Linked DNA regions of Mus musculus: region 2 is linked to region 1. Evidence: chromatin loops called from intact Hi-C (ENCODE). Cell type or tissue: gastrocnemius. All regions are shown on one strand. Links, peaks and the distances in the headings refer to the core of each region. The heading gives the core; the rest is flanking DNA. Region 1 holds the start of Las1l (LAS1-like (S. cerevisiae)). Region 2 holds the start of Eif2s3x (eukaryotic translation initiation factor 2, subunit 3, structural gene X-linked).

The links. Peaks named below come from ENCODE experiments on the same cell type or tissue, not always from the same donor. Only the 100,000 strongest peaks of a DNase experiment are listed, where the experiment ranks them.
Region 2: it touches region 1 in a loop (13-fold over the local background); 3 of 42 quality-filtered maps call a loop at or near these places.

Annotation. Positions count from the first base shown.
Region 1 is chrX:95,955,222-95,960,584 of GRCm38, reverse strand. It overlaps Las1l (LAS1-like (S. cerevisiae)), which reads left to right and starts at 3,611. Exons shown (of 13, transcript NM_152822.3): 1 at 3,611-3,927; 2 at 4,585-4,710. The coding sequence starts at 3,737. In gastrocnemius, for the core only: a CTCF peak has its summit at 3,351; DNase peaks (open chromatin) are centred at 2,886 and 3,582; H3K4me3 peaks cover 2,364 bases; H3K27ac peaks cover 1,748 bases.
Region 2 is chrX:94,210,539-94,215,920 of GRCm38, reverse strand. Eif2s3x (eukaryotic translation initiation factor 2, subunit 3, structural gene X-linked) reads left to right here and starts at 3,270. Exons shown (of 12, transcript NM_012010.3): 1 at 3,270-3,356; 2 at 4,139-4,202. The coding sequence starts at 3,288. In gastrocnemius, for the core only: a CTCF peak has its summit at 2,687; DNase peaks (open chromatin) are centred at 2,267, 2,690, 2,961 and 3,225; H3K4me3 peaks cover 2,542 bases; H3K27ac peaks cover 1,783 bases.

The sequences.
Region 1 (5,363 bases), core at 364-5,363:
TTTACTAGAAGAAAACTAAAACCTCAGCACATTGTAATTGTATATTGCTTGAAAGATTTTGTTGGGATGTATAAGCTATGGAAGAAAGAATAAAGTATGAGGGTTGAAACACTCATCAACTATGTGTATGTGTAAGATTTACGTATATGGTGGGTTGATGGGTTGGTGCATTGCTCCTTCCATCCAGCAATTGTGTGTGTGTGTGTGTGCGTATACACAGATATATACACATTCACACATGGAATGGTTAGAGCAAGGGTCCAACAAGCAGACTCCAAACATTTCACACATACATACATAAATTAGCAGGTGGAGCAAGCTCCAACACACACCCAGACATGCTATGTGGTGTGTGTGTGTGTGTGTGTGTGTGTGTGTACGTGCACGTGTATACTGATTACTTGTGTTAGTGATTTCTTTGAAAATATTAGGAGGCGGGGTTGGAGAGATGGCTCAGTGGTTAAGAGCACCGACTGCTCTTCCAGAGGTCTTGAGTTCACTTTCCAGCAACCATATGGTGGCTCACAACCATCTATAATGGCATCAGATGTCCTCCTCTAATGTGTCTGAAGAGAACAACAGTGTACTCACATAAATAAATCATTTTTTTAAAAAAGAAAAATAATATTAGGAGGGATTTGTTAATTTAAGGGGTGTCAAGGGTCTCTTAGACAATGAAACACTAAGAGCTCATCTAGCTTAAAAAAAATAAGGAAACCTGCTGGGAGCCAGGCCCATCCATGGCTCTCTCAGGTCCTGATGAAAAGACAAGGGGCCTACTTGGCAGGGTCCTTTCTGGGCCTGGGGGCAGGGCCTCAAAGGAGTCAGAGTTGCAGTTTCTGGGATCTGGGCATGCCGTGTTCTCTTTGTCATCATTGTATCGTTTAGCTTTCTGGGGACCTTGACTATCCCTCTCTCCTGCCAACAGTAAGTATGAAGTTGTGTGGCTTAGGAAACTGGCTTGAGCAAGACCTCCTGATCCCAAATTTTCTCTTACCTTTATTTCCTGCTCCTTCCCCTCAGAGACCTTTACTCAAGAACAACTTCCTGGTCCAGGTCAGTAGAAGCAGGAAGGCAGAGTCAGGTAATGAGGCAAAAAGTCAGAGGAGAGGGGAAGAGGTGATTGGAGAAGGCAAAGAGGTCGAGGGGCAGAGGCAGAGCAGCAAAAGCATTTGTAGACAGGAAGAGGCAGAGTGGGAGACACAGAGTAGTACAGGGAGAGGCAGAGATATGGAGGCAGAGGAGCGAAGGAGCATGGATGCAGAGAGGCAGAGGCAGAAATGTACAGGCTGAGTGACAGGCAGAGGTTCAGAGGGGTGAAGTGGAAGAGGTAGAGCCCGAGGGGCAGAGAAACAGTAGAGGCAGGCAAGCACTGGCAGAGGGAGAAGCAAAGCGGCAGAGGGGAGACTTAGAGAGGCAGGGGTGAAAAGGCAGAGAGACAGGGTGGAGAGGAGGTGGAGGCAAAGAGGCAGAGGGGAAGCTGCAGGGGTGGGGAGGCAGTGCTATAAGGAGAGAGTTCAAAATGCACAGGCAGGGCGTGGGGAGGGTATAGGGAACTTTCGGGATTGCATTTGAAATGTAAATGAAGAAAATATCTAATAAAAATTGTTTTTGAAAAAAAGAAAAAAAAACAAAGACAAAACCAAACCAAAACAAAAAAGAAATGCACAGGCAGAGGCAGAGATTAAGAGAGGCAGGAACAGCCGTGGGCACCAGCACACACTTGGTACCCAGATATATATGCAAACAAACACTCAGACACATAAACTAAACCTTGATATCAAAAAGAAAATCCAAGAAACACCACAGTAATGCCTTTGTTTAGGAACCATCTGATAAATATGAAACATAGTGGGGATAACTGTTGGGGATAGTGTATTAAACACTGGGGTCTCTTGTTTTTATAGTTCTCATGGTCTTAAGTAGTGTAAACAGGGAGAACACAGCTCCGTATCTGAGAATTTTAAACTGAGACTAGCCTTAGAGTTACACATAACTTAAGAAAACATGTTTTCTTAATTCTTTAGAGTTTTTAATTATATGTATTTGTGTTGGGGTATGTTATATGAATCCAGGTGCCAGATGAAGCCATTGGTGTTTGGTGTCTGTGGCACTGGAGTTAACAGGTGATCTGCACTCCAGTCTTCTGCCATTTGAACAATGGAACCACCTCTGGCTCATTTACCTCCTTTCTTAGCAGTCCCATACGAGGCCACAGGGCTGAGCTTCAGTGTCCTCACTGGTAAATTAATAAAGACAAAACCAACTTCAGTAAAATGACAAAATGCACAGGTCAACTAGAAGAATTATTTTATTTAGGCTATCGTCATAGGGAGAATACTTAAAGAACAACACAATAGATGGCTTTGTAGTGGGAGATAAACATGAAAGTCATTCATGAGTGTTATGGGGAGTCATATGAAAGCAAGGGAAAGAGTATTAACTGAAAGCATTTGCACAGGGATGTGGTAGATAACTGGAGTCTAGACTAATAACCTCAGGAAAGGGGCAGAGACTTGTCCAAGGTCACATTGATAGTGGCAAAGGAAAGGTAAGACTAGAACCCTGATTCTATACTCTCAAGATAATTCTAATTCCAGTCATTCAGGCCTTAAATCACTGTGCAACGGGCATCTATCAGCTTACATATTTCTTAGTAATGCTTTTATTTTAAAAAAGATTTATTTATTTATTTATTTATTTATTTATTTATTTATTTTATGTATATGAGTACACACTGTAGCTGTACATATAGTTGTGAGCCTTCATCTGATTGTTCGGAATTGAATTTAGGACCTGTGCTCGCTCCAGTCAACCTGCTTGCTCCTCTAGACCTCGCTTGCTCCAATCAACTCCGCGAGCTCAGTCCCTGCTCCCCCAGGTCAGCCCTGCTCTCTCAGTCCCTGCTCAGTTCGGCCCAAAGATTTATTTACTATTATTATAAATAAGTACACTGTAGCTGTCTTCAGACGCCCCAGAAGAGGACATCAGATCCCATTACAGATGGTTGTGAGCCACCATGTGGTTGCTGGGATTTGGACTCAGGACCTTCGGAAGAGCAGTCAGTGCTCTTACCGCTATTTAACATATAAGATAGTGGGTTCCGTTATGACATTTTCACGCATGTACTTTGCTCATATTAACTTCCTGCCCCTATTATCATCTTTTACTGGTTCTGACCCTTCTCACACTGTTCTCTTTCCTTCCTCCTAACATGCTGCTATTAATTTACTCAGTACTTGTCAAGAAAGCCGATTTTGTTCTACCAAATCTTAAAGCCAAAAACCAAAAAAAAAAAAAAAAAAAAAAGAACCTTGAAAGCACCCTAAGTACTGTAATCGAGAGCAATTCTTCCGTAGACCGCCAAGGGGCGCAAAGCTTTGTTTTGTTTTGTTTTTGTTTTTCTCCTTAAAGTCCATACACGCTGGGACAGACGACGCTCAACAAGACAGGAAATTATGGGAACCTAGAAGCTGAAAGGACTGTGTTTCTGGGTAGGCGGCTTTGTGAATGAACGCTTCCGGCAGCGAGCGGTGCCAGAATTCCGCACGTCAGACCTGTGTCCCACGTTCCTATTGGCTACAGTCACGTTGAGAGGCGGGCTGACGTCGGGGTCATATTCTCCAATTGGCTAATGGTGTGCCGTTTGGAGCAAGGGCAGTGTGTAGCGCAGCATGCTGCGCACTTCAGTTGAGGTTGGGAATCCGGGCGGAGACCTGCTCTTGGCTCCCAGGGCATGGATCGCGTGTGGCGTGCGTGGGACGGGCAGTCCTTCAAAGAGAACCAGCCTGAGTCGCCGAGTGCCAGGGGTATCGTCGTCTCTTGGCTCAGCAGGGCTGAGTGGGAGCAAGTGACGGTTTATCTGTTCTGCGATGATCACAAGTTGCAGCAGTATGCGCTGAACCGAATTACAGTATGGAGGAGCAGGTAAGGCGGCCGGGTCAACCCTCCTGCCTGGGCGCTGGTGGTGCCTCACTCCTTCCTTGGTCGAATTCCCCTACGGCCACATCTTCTATAGCCTTCCCTGAAATTGCCTTATGGTGCCTCTCTCCTAAGTGCCTGGGGAAAAGTTGCAGCCATGCTCCTGTACTCGTCGAAGGAAAACAGGGCGTACGTTCCAATAATATTTTTGTGTCTGTGAGGTTTAAGTTTTATGTCCAAAATAGAGGGAACCTGAGCCCGGGACTAAAAGAGTAGGTTGATATGTTAGGGTGGCTTTCTGGTTCCAGTTAGGGATTGGACTGTCACCGTTTAGGTTAGATTCAGGATTGAGAAGGCTCAGTTCGTTTGATGGGGGCGGGATATAGAGATTTGGGGTTCCCATACCTAAATAATTTGAGCGGGGAGAAAACGGACTGTGTCCACACAACTGTTGATGTCCTGTTCACCCCAGCCAGCTTCTCAATTCCTTTATTATTGTTGGATCCCGGGGACTTGACCCCGTCTTTTCCACAGGGTTTTGTATCTCCGTGCACTTTTCAGTATGTAGGGGGGGGGTGGGGGGTGTATAGTACAACGACCAAGCTTCTCTGGTAGAGGATAGAACAATGTACTGATTTTTATGATGGTGCTGTGGCCCTTTAGGTTAGGCAACGAACTGCCCCTGGCAGTGGCTTCTACTGCTGACCTGGTAAGATGCAAGCTCATCGATGCAGCCGGTACCTTGGGCACTGATGAACTTAGACTGCTCTATGGCATGGCATTGGTCAGGTAAGACCTGCACAGGGTAAGACTGGGGTGTTGGCTTTGGGAACTGGTAAACATGGATTCGGGTACTACCTGAAACAAAAAGCCACGGATGGGCCTTTGTGGGTGAATCAACCTCTGAGTTTTGTTTTTGTTTTTGTTTTTTTAACGTGGCCATGACTATGTCTTGTTCACAGGTATGTCTTGTCCACACAACCCTCTTTCCCTTTTCCAGAAAGTTTTTTCTCTTCTGTTCTTCCTTCCCTTCTAGAATGTGTAGGAGGTATGAAATTCAGAATATTTCATACATGTTGGGGGGAGGGCTACTACTGAGTTTTCTCATGTGACAAAGCCTTGTTCAATCTGTTTGGATGTCTCTCCCTTTGTCCTCTGTTTCTGTCACTTATCTGTGTTCCCCATATTATTTCATGTAGTCATTTATTCTGACATCTACAGCATATTGTGTTCTACATATGTCATGATTATTCTAGACCAAATTTGCCAAGACCAGAAGTGTCTTATTTGTCTGTGTTGTTTCCCTTAGTAAATGTTGGGGTGGGTAGGGACTATCCCTGCTCTGGCTGACACCAAGCATAAGAATGGGGAAGTCAGTAGAAAGGTACTTCATAAGGAATTTTGAGTAAAACAGTTTTTTGGACTATGCCACTTATGTCTCT
Region 2 (5,382 bases), core at 290-5,289, 1.7 Mb after region 1:
GAAGCAACCAGAACACCACCAGAAGTTTCTTGGTGTTTCTCTCTATGGAGTCATGACAAATGGAGCTCAGCTAGGCAATGTAAGGCAGACCAATACATGTGTGTAGTTATTGAAGAATCCTTCATCATGTGTCCTTTCATGTGTTTGCAAAACATCCTTTCACCTGTGTCTGCTTCAGCAAAACATTCTTTGACATGACTGACTTTCCAAAGAAACCAGAAGTTTCCACTTCAATTACCCACACATGGTTCACTGACAGACATGCAAGCAACACATTCATACACATAAAATCATAATTCTTTTAAAATTCTTTTTTAAAAAAGAATTATGAGCTGGGTGATAGAATTATGAGCTGGGTGATAGTAACAATTGCCTTTAATCCTGACACTCTGGAGGCAGAGGCAGGAGGATCTCTGTGAGTTTTAGGTCAGCCTGATCTACAAAGTGAGTTCCAAGACAGTGCTATACAGAGAAACCCTATTTTGAAAAACTTAAAAAAAAAGAATTATGAGTATAATTCCGGTACTTGGAAGGTGAAATCAGGAGAATCAGTTCAAGGCCAGCCTTATCTACACAGAAGGTTTGAGACCAGCCTCTCTCAGCCCTTACCCTACTCAAACTCAAATAAAAATGGCTAATGCATCCATGTAAAGATACTCAGGCTGGGCATGTATATAGCTTAGTGGGACAGTGTTTGCTTAATATGCATGAGGGCCTGATATGGCTCAGATCACCAGTACCATCACACCACACTACTACCACAGTACCACCCCAGCATAAGCACACACAGACACACCAGTCATTAGAGGATGTAAATTAAAACTGCGCTCATTGGGCTGGAGTGATACTTCCATGGTTAAGACACTTACTGCTAGGTTTAGAGAACCCGTGTGATGCCTCACACAATTGTAACTCTAATTCCAGGGGATGTGAATGTATGTGTAGCTGCATACATTTGGAGATCAGAAGACAACTTGTGGTACCTGGCCTTGCTTGGTGGCACGCACTTTTACCCACTCAGCCATCTTTCCAGCCTCACTGCGATATTTCTACTACCAAAGAGTCTACGATGATAAAACACCTCATGTTCCATTTGGTATAAATGAATTTAAAAGTTTATTGTCCTATGAATCACATATCTAGAGATTCAGTCTGTTAAAATTCCTAATTACCTAGGTTTTAGTATATTCACAAAGGAAGAATAACCATCACTGCACAAAACTCCATTATCATTTTCTTCATCAAGATTTTTTGGGACTTCATTTTTTTTCTATGCAATTTTCTCTATGCATAGCCCTGGCTGGCTATTATGCCTGACTTGCCACTTTCTTTTTCTTCTTTCTTTCTTTGGTATTAAGGATTGACTCTAGGGCCTCACAAATGCTCTATTGACTGAAGTGTATCCCAGTCTTTCTGAGTTCCTGCCTGGGCCTCCTGAGTGCTTTTAGTGCTGAGATTACGAGGACCCCAGCACACACAGCAAAAGACTTTTTTATTTTTTTTGGTTTTGAAGACAGGGTTTCTGTGTGTAGTCCTGGTTATCCCAATGTAGACCAGGCTGGCCTCGAACTCAGATATCTGCCTGCCTCCTCCTCCCTAGTGCTGGGATTAAAGGTATATGCCACCACTACCTGGCCAAACATTACATATTTTTATGAAAAAATACCTTAATTGACTGCTATAGCTATTTAGAATGTAAAATGAAAAAAACTGAATATAAGATAAAATCAAAAGGTAAAGGTATAAGGTTAAAGAGGGAAGCTATGGTGGCTCACACCTTTAACCCCAGCACTTGAGAGACAAGTCCTGTATAGTGAGACCCTGTCTCAAACAACAAAAGGTAAAGTTAAAGCCAGGCGTGGTGGCGCACGCCTTTAGTCCCAGCACTTGGGAGGCAGAGGCAGGTGGATTTCTGAGTTCGAGGCCAGCCTGGTCTACAGAGTGAGTTCCAGGACAGCCAGGGCTATACAGAGAAACCCTGTCTCGAAAAACCAAAAAAAAAAAAAAAAAAAAAAAAAAAGGTAAAGTCAAATAAAATACCTTTACTAGATTAGAATACACTACATTTTAGCATTTTGGTTTCTACCATTATTTTTTTTAAGATTATTTATCATATGTATGTGAATATGCTGTCACCGTCTTCAGACACACCAGAAGAGGGCACTCTATCTCATTACAGATGGTTGTGAGTCACCATGTGGTTGCTGGGAATTGAACTCAGGACCTCTGGAAAGGCAGTCAGTCAGTGCTCTTAGCCTCTGAGCCATCTCTCCAGCACCCTGCCACTACTTAAGAACTATGTCCTTAGCCTTAATTTTAAGACAGCGTCCTTATACACAGCCCAGGTTAGCCAGTTCGTGTTTCTGCCTCTTGAGTGCGGAGATTACGTAGGAGCCAGCACTCACATTAAACATCACTTATTTTTAACACAAGAGGAAAAATAAGATGTCTAATGGAGGGTTTCCAAGATTCAGCTTCAGAAAAAAAAAAGTCTGTGGACACCCGGCTTCCAGGCTACATTCACGCGGATACAGACTAATGTCACCATACACCATCTCACTGGCCTTAGAAATTTCTCTAGCGATCAAGGGGTAGGGGAGGTGAGGGGCGGGGGCGAGGTCGGAGAGGACTGGACTCTTCCTCCATCATCTCATCCTCGAACCCTTCCCCAGATCTCCGCGCGAGGGCGCTCTGTGCGAGCTCGCTGGGGACCGCTCCGGTCGAGCGTGGCCAGCCTAGCACGCGGTGCGGTCCAGAGCTCCGGCAAGGCGGAAGAGAACGCCGAGCTGATATAGCTCTATCGCTTTAGTAGATTATAGAAATGGGGAAAACAAATAAATCAATGGAATCAAACAAAAGAGACATTTCTGATTTACACCCAAATGTAAAGACGCCGGCAAGTCTTTTCGGCCAGCTCCCAGCCCCCGCCTCCAAAAGGAAACGGAAATGATTTCTCCGTTCTGAGCTGCGCAGTGTCACATCGATAACCTTCCCCTCGAGGGGCCTTTCCTGGGGCTGCCCTGAGTCTTGCCTGCACAGAAATCCAACAGGACCGAGACGGATACGTTCTGAAACTTTGTATCCTGTTTTCGAGTCAGGTCGCCCGGCGTTCCTGCGCAAATTCAAACAGAGAGAAGTCCGAGCAGTCAGGTCAGTGCTGCATTCGCCATCATTTTCATCAGGTCTATGCCGCAGTCCGCCTTCCCGCCGCTTCCCCTTCGCTCCGCCCAAGGGGCCTACGGTATGTCAGGCGGCTGCCGAGCATTTTCCTTTTCTCTCCGAGCAAGATGGCTGGGGGTGAGGGTGGAGTGACTCTCGGTCAGCCCCATCTTTCCCGACAGGATCTCGCCACATTGGTAGGCCCTGGCTTTGCGGCGGGAGCAGCCCAGTGATCTTGGGGGGTGGGAATGGAGCATCGGAGGGCCTGGAGATGAGGTGGTTCCTGGGTGGCTGGAGCGTGGGCTGAAGGAGCCATCCTAGAGCTGGGCCAGCTAAAGCCTTAGCGTCCAAGGCGTGCGTGCCAGCTCTACCGCCAGTACCTTGTCTAGTCCCCAAACTGGGGAACGATTGTGAGACTTGGAATTCCTGGAGTTAAGCTTTGTTAATAAACAGAATGGAGATGATTAATATAGCGTAGAGTGTATGCTTAGCATCCACGCAGCCCTGAGTTCCATCCGGAGAGGCGCACGCCTGTAATCCTAGCACTTAGGAGATGAAAATAGGAAGATTAGAAGATAAAGGACATTTTTGGCTCTATATCTGGTTGGAGGCCAGTATGAGACTAACGAGACTGTTAAAAAGTTGTTAAGGTTTAAGTCTGTAAAGGATTGGAAATTGGACTATACTGTTCACTGTGTTAGACATTTGAGGACTTGTTATGACTCCAGTATTTGGTGGCCTTTCATCGCCAGACCTCTCTTAGTGAGTGGACTTGTCTTAGTGTGACAATGACACTATAGTCATTATAGTCTTCCCAGTCTTAACAGCATGTTGCCGGCGGGGGGGGGGGGGGGGGGGGGGGCTTTAGCAGGAGAAGAGAGCTGTTCATACGGAGCATACAGTTGTACCCGAGGAATATAAAGTCAAGGGAAAACTTGTGGTTTGTATTGATTATATTTTACAATATATTTCTTTTCAGGATGTTACCAAGTTGACACCACTTTCACATGAAGTTATCAGCAGACAAGCTACAATTAATATTGGTAAGATAGCTTGAAGACTTACTTGACTTACAAGTAATTTTAACCCTTTCTTTTATGTAATTCATTGAGTAATGTGGACATTTATTTGGAAATTGTCCTGAGTAGGTCAGTGTGTCAAAAGAATGCTGTGGTACCCTTACTAACAAAATATTGCTACTTTTTTTTTTTTGAGATATGTATGAAAGAAAAGTTTCATAGTCCAAGGTAGTATGTAATCATAGAGTAGTGAATTATGAGGTACAAATGCACTTTGCTGCCATACGGGATAGTTTATGGCAGTTTTATTTGATATATAAGCTATAATTAAGTCCACTTCTTTCCTCCCCCTTAATTGGCGCCTAGAACTGTTGAGGTATGAATTGGTATTGCTTGAGTATGAATAGGGTATGGTTGGGTTTTTGATGTTGGATTTGGGGAGGAAGTGAGACAGGCTTGCTATGTGTTCCGGCTAGCTATTCTAGGGAGACTGCCTAGCTTGGCATTCACTATGAAGTCTGGGCTGACTTTTAAGTCAAGGCAATCCTTCTCCTCAGACTTCTGAATACAAGGGTTATGAGTGTGTTGTATCAGAGTTTGTCTAATATGACAGTATGATGGCTGTGTGCTTGACATCTTTGGTGTTTTTGTTTTGTTTCGGGGGTGATTTTAGGGGTTTTGTTGTTGTTTTGAACTAGTAGAAGAGTATGTAAATGAATAATTTTTCAGTCAGGATAACAACATTTCAAGTGAACATTTAAACATATTTAATTTTTGTTTGAGATAAGGTCTGTCTACATAGCCCTGGCTGTCCAGGAACTCACTTTGTAGACCAAGCTAAGCTTAAACTCAGAGTTGAAGTGAGTTCTTAGACTGCCTCTGCTCCCCAGGAGCTGGGACTACTCTTTTAAATTTTATTGCATCTCTCCGCATTGTCCAGGCTGGCCTCAAATCCTGCTTCTTACTCCCAAGTATATACTCTACTAAAACTGGTCTGAGAAGCTTGGTTTTTTTCGAGACAGGGTTTCTCTGGCTGTCCTGGACCTCACTCTGTAGACCAGGCTGGCCTTGAACTCAGAAATCCGCCTGCCTCTGCCTCCCAAGTGCTGAGATTGAAGGCGTGCACCACCACCGCCGGGCCTGAGAAGATTTATAATGTGTGGAAAGCAGGACAACTTTTAGGAATTGGTTCTCTCCCTTTCCT